Regions from separate parts of the Homo sapiens genome. Here region 2 is linked to region 1. The links are chromatin contacts, found by Hi-C or POLR2A ChIA-PET in ENCODE. All regions are on one chromosome and are shown on one strand. The core of a region is the stretch at or near the end of the contact, and the rest is flanking DNA. Distances in the headings are between cores, read along the strand shown. Region 1 holds the start of ZNF326 (zinc finger protein 326). Region 2 holds the start of RWDD3-DT (RWDD3 divergent transcript).

Region 1 (3,508 bases), core at 577-3,076:
GGTGGGGAGTGGAAAGAACTGTTTCTACTGCCCCACCTCCACTTTGTTAGCCTCTGCTATACCTTGGGTGTTGGCATTATCATCAAACTACAGCATGAAAATACAATAATATATTTTTTATTTTCACTCCCAACTCTGGCCACTTCAAATATTCATAGTTTTTTGTTTTGTTGTTGGTTTTTTGTTTTTTTTTTTTCAGACGAAGTTTGGCTCTTGTTGCCCAGGCTAGAGTGCAATGGCACGATCTCGGCTCACTGCAACCTTCGCCTCCCGGGTTCAAGGGATTCTTCTGCCTCCGCCTCCCAAAGTGCTGAGATTACAGGTGTGAGCCATCGTGCCCAGCCCAAATATTCATAGTTTAAAGGTATCTACATCAAAATGAGTTAAAGTCCAACCAAAACAAACAAAACCACGAGAGTGTGCTACTCTTAAGAGCTGAACTTACTATTTCAAAGTAACTGAAAAGTATCTACAAGAGGGCTATTCCAGTCCCCTTTCACAAATCTGTACCTAGATATGAAAGCTTTAATTCTTTGTTGCATGAAATGTTATGAAAAATCAAAAGCTCATCGAGTAAGACATATGCTGAGATCACACCTCATTTAAAGATCATTTTTTTGGTGGGGTTAAAAGTTTACAGCCTACTTAGTGAACTGGTTTTACTTAAGCATGCCTGGTTACTCAGGATTAAATCCAGTTTAATCACATAAGTCCTTTCCCATGTCTCCCTAATGTTGTCACTACATACCACTTTATCTTGACACCAATTCCAAGCAAGGTTTGAAAACAAAAGTGAAGACCAAATTAATATTACTTTGTGACCCTGTAAAAGTGGTTTAAAGAATTAGTATCTGAGACAACTGAAAAGTATTGCTAAAATACAGTTTATTTAATCCGTAAGTCAAACACTTACAAGGCTGTGTACAGGTCTAAATGTGAAGGACATTTGATGCTTGCTGTGCCAAAATTCTGATTAACTTAAATCCTACCTACACACGATCCAAAGAAAAGTGCTTTGGTTCACATAAATATTTCAAGTTAGGGATTAATAAGCAGGTAATTTTTGGTGATAAACACCCCAGTTTACTAACCAGGAAACATCTTGCTTTCCATTTTGCATAGATATTTATCTATACATATCACTTACAGACACCCTTTCAACTCATCTTAAACCGGGACAAACAGAAACATCACTGTGAACAAGCCTCTGAAAATTCTATCTGGCAAGAAGTAACCCGAGGCTGAGGATTAACTAAACGGACGGTCTGGGTCGCTGCCCTGTGGGGCGAATGCGAGACTAGGTGGGTGAGGCCGCACTCGCCCGTTTGCCCGAGACCGGGAAGTTGGAGACGTCGGGGCAATTTCCACTACCAGGGGCCAAGGCGAGTCTGGGGCTCCAGCCCGGAGGCTCTCGCGCTCTAGGCGCGTCCTACCGGACACCGAGTTCTCTTGTCTCCGCCGGCAGCGGGCGCCGAGCGGGCCGAATCGGGGCGCGTGGGTCCCCAAAGAGGCCGACTCCGGGCGCTGGGCCCGGGGCGGGCGGGCGGCCTCCGGGCCCGCAGAACAAAGCCCACACGGCCATCTTGAGACGGTAAACAGACCCCCTGCGTAGGCCACCCCGCCTCCTGCCAGCTGCGCCGACCAGCCAGAGGCAGCGCTTACCGTCCTCGAAGTCCATGGCAGAGGCTGAGGGCCGTCGGCCTTGGCGGCGCTAGGCTGAGCTATGGCCGGCGGCGAGCGTCCGCGACCCGCGATTCCACACGATCACTCCGCGCGACCGAGAGCGGCGCGCTACCAGCCCGGGAGCCGCAGGCCACAGCGAGGCTGGGGAGGCGGGGCCGACCGGCGCTACCAGCCCCATCGGCGCGGCCTGCTATTGGCTGACGCGGGCTGGTGGGCGGGCCCTCGCGTGGGGGGCGGGAAGCAGGTCCGCTGTCACGCTCGGAGGTGCTGACCCTCTGGAGCCGCTGACGGGGAAGGAAGGTAAAAAAGGAGCGCTAAAGATTGGCGGGGGTTGTGGGAAAGCAAGCCGAGTGTACGGGAAGGGCCGGCTGCGGCCCGCCATGTTTGAACCTGGCAAGAGCGAAAGAAGCCGGTTGGAATGCCTTCTTCCTGCCCAAACTAATAAAACCGCATGCCTACCTTTTGCTTAGTATTGGCTAGGGATGACTAATCATAACATTTGTAAGTACTTACGGGGTTTCCTCCATGGAGACACAGAAGTCTGGGACGTTTCTAGAAGCCTGTGGCAAATTTGAAAAGCAAGATACAAAATAGCGTATGGAGTCTGATTATCGCTATGTCAATAAATTTTCTTAAAGGACAAAGCACTGAAATAAAATGGAAATAATAATTCTTTTAAAAAATTTTTAAATTATTTTTATAGAGATGGGGGTTTTGCCATGTTGCCCAAGCAGGTCTCCAACTCCTGGACTCAAGCGATCCCCCCACCCCCAGCCCCGTCTCCGCCTCCCAAAGTGTTAGGATCACAGGCGTGAGCCAATGCGACCCGCCTGGAAAGAATTCTAAAACATGGCCTGCTTGGCCACCGCCCAGGATCTGCAAGCTGCGCGCCCACAAGTTTCGGCACCCATTTGGACTTTCACAATCGGAGATGGCAGTGGTGAAGGCATCAACATCAAAAGCTACCAGGCCTTGGTATTCTCATCCAGTATATGCAAGATACTGGCAACATTATCATCAAGCAATGGCTTGGATGCAAAGCCACCACAATGCCTACAGGAAGGCGGTGGAATCCTGTTTCAGTCTTCCATGGTTCTTCCTTCCTGCGCTTCTTCCCCAAAGCTCTTACGATAACCAGGCTGCGTATCCTCAGTCCTTCTATGACCATCATGTGGCCTAGCAGGACTCCCCCTGCAGTTCTTCACATTTCAGAGGGTCTGGGCAACATCCACATGGCAGCAGTAGGATCCAGGCATCCACAAGAGAAGACCAAGCCTTATCCAAGGAGGAAGAGATGGAGACCGAGTCAGATGCAGAGGTAGCATGTGACCTGAGCAATATGGAAATCACCGAAGAGCTCCGCCAGTACTTTGCAGAGACAGAGAGGCACAGAGAAGAACTACTGCGGCGGCAACAGCTGGATGCGGAGCGCCTGAACAGCTACGTGAACGCTGAACACGACCTGTACTGCAACACCCGCCGGTCGGTAGAGGCCCCAGCTGAGAGGCCTGGTGAGCGGCGCCAGGCCGAAATGAAGCGTTTGTACTGGGACAGCGCCGCCAAGATCCAGGCCATGGAGGCTAACGTGCAGCTGAGCTTTGACAAGCACTGTGATCCAAAGCAGCCTAATTACTGGCCGGTCATCCCCCCGAAGTTCTGAGCTCGGGGCACAGGGCACCCAGCCTCTTCCTCTTCCTTTTGGATACGCGCTCTTCATCTCTCCTTCTGTACATTTCTCAGGGAAAGGGGACTTTGTACTGAGGTACAGGCACGTTCACCACAGTCCCAGTGGGCCTGTCACGGGGTGGATGTACTGTGCCAGCCA
Region 2 (3,508 bases), core at 692-3,191, 5.2 Mb before region 1:
TAAGTGAAAACTGAGTCACTTTCTCATACATGGCAGTGTTTTTTCTTTTTTTTTTATTCAATAGAAGCCACATACAGGGACAGTAAGTTTCACCTATCATCAAAAAATAGTCAAAAGAACCTCTCTACACTGTAAGCTCCTAGAGGCCATGGGTAGCGGTGTCTCTGAAACCCTGACAAAGTCTGTAGGCAGCAGGGATTCAATAAATGTGGGCTAAATGACTAATAAAGCCCTCAAGAGCTTGTTTAAAAAAAAGTATCAGAAGGCCAGGCACCTGTGGCTCACGCCTGTAATCCCAGCACCTTGGGAGGCCGAGACGCGCGGATCACGAGGTCAGGAGATTGAGACCAGCCTGGCCAACATGGTGAAACCCCGTCTCTACTAAAAATACAAAAAATTAGCCAGTCATGGTGGCAGGCGCCTGTAGTGCCAGCTACTCGGGAGGCTGAGGCAGGAGAATGGTGTGAACCCAGGAGGTGGAGCTTGCAGTGAGCCGAGATCGCGCCACTGCACTCCAGCCTGGGGGACAGAACAAGACTCTGTCTCAAAAAAAAAAAAAAAAAAAAAAAAAGGCCGGGCGCAGTGGCTCACGCCTGTAATCCCAGCACTTTCGGAGGCCGAGGCGGGCGGACCACGAGGTCCGGAGATCGAGACCATCCTGGCTAACACGGTGAAACCCTGTCTCTACTAAAAAAAAAAATACAAAAAATTAGCCGGGCGTGGTGGTGGGCGCCTGTAGTCCCAGCTACTCGGGAGGCTGAGGCAGGAGAATGGCGTGAACCCGGGAGGCGGAGGTTGCAGTGACCCGAGATCGCGCCACTGCACTCCAGCCTAGGCGACAAAGCAAGACTCCGTCTTAAAAAATAAAAAATAAATAAAATAAAATAAATAAAATTCAGCCAGGCATGGTGGCACGCGCCTGTGATCCCAGCTACTCGGGAGGCGGAGGCTGCAGTGAGTCCAGATGGATCCACTGCACTCCAGCCAGGGCAACAAGAGAGACTCCACCTAAAAAAAAAAAAGTATCAGAAAAGCAATCAACTTGGAAATAGAATGCAGATAAAGTTGAGGTTGAGCACTGGATAAATGAAAAAGTTCAGTCAACAAACATTTACCTACTACCTACCAGGTGCCTGGAGTCATTACCAAACAGACCCTGCCCTCCTGCAACTTAAGACCTACAAATACCCGTGTAGAGTTAGAACCGGGGAGTGCTCTCGGGGGGGCCTAGGGCATAGTGCTTAGGAAGGACACAGAACAACGAGGGGGCGTCAGCACAGGCTTCTTTATAGGGTGAGATCTGAGGGGTGGGAGGCTGGGGGAGGGCCTGGGGGTGCGCACGCAGGGGCCCCCGGCTCCGGGAGCGGGACCGGCGGCAGAGGCCCCAGTGGGCCGCGCCGCTCTCTTAGTGTTTCTGGGGTCGCCTCACACTCCCGCCCGCTGCGACACCACTCCGGCCTCCGGGCGTGTCATTCCATCATTCAACTAACCCGGTCCCCATACGTGGGCCCAGGCGGGGTGCCCAGGCTCCGTGGTGGGGAGGAGACGCAAAGCGAACGCGGGTGGCCCCTGAGGGCGCCCTGTCCCTCCCGCGCGCGGGTAGTCACCTGAGCGGCTCAGCACCTCCCACTCGTGGGGCCTGCAGAAAATCGCGGCCAGGACCGAGAGCTCCTCCTGCACAGGCTCCGCCATGGCTGTGGGCCCCACCGCCTCAGCGCTTCCCCTTCCGCTGCCGCAGCCGCCGCCTCCACCGGCCAGGAGCAGCACTGCCCGCGGCCACCCGGGGGCGCCCCGCGCCTCCGCAACCGGGCGGGACGGGGGCGGGGCGAGACGGAGCTGGGGCGAAGCGAAACGGGACGTGGGCGAGGCGAGTCCGGGCGAGGGTCAGGGCAGACGGGGCGGGCGGGGCCCTTAGAAGTTCCGCCCAGAAGCTCCTGCTCAGTAACTACAGACGCGAAGCTCAGCCTCTCGGTTTGGGAATTTTCTTGGAGGCCGAGGCCCTGCGCCTCTGTCTGCACCCAAGGCGACCGCCCAGCTTACCCCCGGCTCTTCTGAGCACAGGGAGGCCTCCCAGCAAAGCCTGAACCCTCTAAGTTTAGCTGCAGGCTTCGAACCCCGACCGTCCCCGCCGAGCCTTGGGCTGCTGAGGTGGGGATGAACTGGGCGAAAGACACTTGGGAGTTAGGAAGAAACAAACAAGCAGGGAAGTGACCAGGAGACAAGGTGAGACTTTGCCCGGCTCAGGTCTGAACTGAGTGTTGGAGATAACCACAGTTAACAAAATAAACAAAATTATTCGCCCCCGTGGAGCTGTTAGCAACCCTGGTGCCTGGGAAGCCTGGAAGAGGCTCGGGTTAGTAACAACCTCCAGGATGCCCTCCGAACTGGTACTGGCGCCGGGACTCTAGACAAGGTCCAGATTCCCGGGCCCTTCCCCTTACGGGTGCAAAAAGGGAGGGTCAGGACCTGCCAGTCCTGGCTTCAGGATGTTGACTGGACGGACCTGGACTCATGGGAACTGTGCGCCAAAGTCCTGGGAGCAAAGTGTCATAACGCTCCTCGTTTGTCTCTTGCCTTCACAGGAGACAGCCCTGCTGCAAGCGGCCAGTGGGAATCCTTGGCCTTTGGGGGTATGATCCAAGAATGTAAACGCTAGCTTTTCAGTGTTTTCGATTTCGTGATATTCAATGCATACAATACAATGTGACTCTTGAAGCTTAATAATAAAATTATCATTCTTGAGCCCAGCACCTAAATTTTAAAATGTGAGCAATACCAATAGGGTAACAGAATAAGCAATCCATTCTGTTTTGACTATAGTGAACAAGATTACAAGACTTATCTGCAGTTAGGTCTGTCTCTCGGATGTTTGCCTGGTCTTTTTGCTGTTCAAATAACAGTTTAAAATTTGGCAGTCCCCACAAGCAGCTGGTCTTGCTCATGGAGTTCTCACAACTTTTGTTTGTATGAGAAATCACATTTCATGAGATAAATCTGGGAATTTAGGTTGTTAGGCAGTGACTCCAGTCACTGACCTACGGAAGTCAGAACAAAGTTGGCTGATTTTAAAACCCTGCATCCATTCACCATTACCATTCCCGCTGTTGGTAAAAAAGGAATCTGATAAAGGAAAAGATACTGGCTTCCCGGAACAGAAAGGAAACCTAACAAGATGGACTGCAGGGAAAATGCTTTTCAGAAGATGCCATGGGATTTCAGTGACCCCGAGTAATTAGGAGCACATAATTGGGAAGATGAAGGCTTATTTAAATGCAGTTATCTCTGATATGGCCAATTGGCTTGAAGAAAAAAAAAACTCCTTTATTTCCAAAATAACAGACGTTCCAGCAGTTCAGTAGGTTCATAATTAACTGCTAAAGAGATTGAACAAAAGAATACGTTTTTAATTTAAAATATTACTAAGTTATTTTAATTCGAAATCCAGTGTTACTATGAAAAGTCAAACAATTTGGTTTTTGACTTATTTATTGAAAATAATCTATAAAAT

What was found. Hi-C counts contacts between places; a loop is a spot of excess contacts on that map. ChIA-PET counts read pairs that join two places held with the same protein, here RNA polymerase II (POLR2A). Pooled maps may share reads with other maps.
Region 2: a loop to region 1 is called in a map of CD8-positive, alpha-beta T cell, with 7 times the contacts of the local background. The contact joins the promoter of RWDD3-DT here to the promoter of ZNF326 in region 1. A Hi-C loop is called at or near these places in 2 of 168 maps with a recorded cell type or tissue (CD8-positive, alpha-beta T cell and naive thymus-derived CD4-positive, alpha-beta T cell) and 6 of 50 pooled maps. POLR2A ChIA-PET finds 5 or more read pairs at or near these places in 1 of 52 experiments (T-cell).

The regions. Positions count from the first base shown.
Region 1 is chr1:89,993,428-89,996,935 of GRCh38, reverse strand. ZNF326 (zinc finger protein 326) reads right to left here and starts at 1,826. Exons shown (of 12, transcript NM_182976.4): 1 at 1,663-1,826. The coding sequence starts at 1,678. It also overlaps the pseudogene GEMIN8P4. RefSeq lists enhancers at 1,111-1,160, 1,042-1,607, 1,608-2,174 and a silencer at 1,381-2,020.
Region 2 is chr1:95,232,415-95,235,922 of GRCh38, reverse strand. RWDD3-DT (RWDD3 divergent transcript) reads left to right here and starts at 1,941. Exons shown (of 4, transcript NR_125949.1): 1 at 1,941-2,223. All of the region lies in intron 7 of TLCD4-RWDD3 (TLCD4-RWDD3 readthrough), which reads right to left. It overlaps RWDD3 (RWD domain containing 3), which reads right to left and starts at 1,713. Exons shown (of 4, transcript NM_015485.5): 1 at 1,608-1,713. The coding sequence starts at 1,692. RefSeq lists silencers at 1,253-1,432, 1,643-1,972.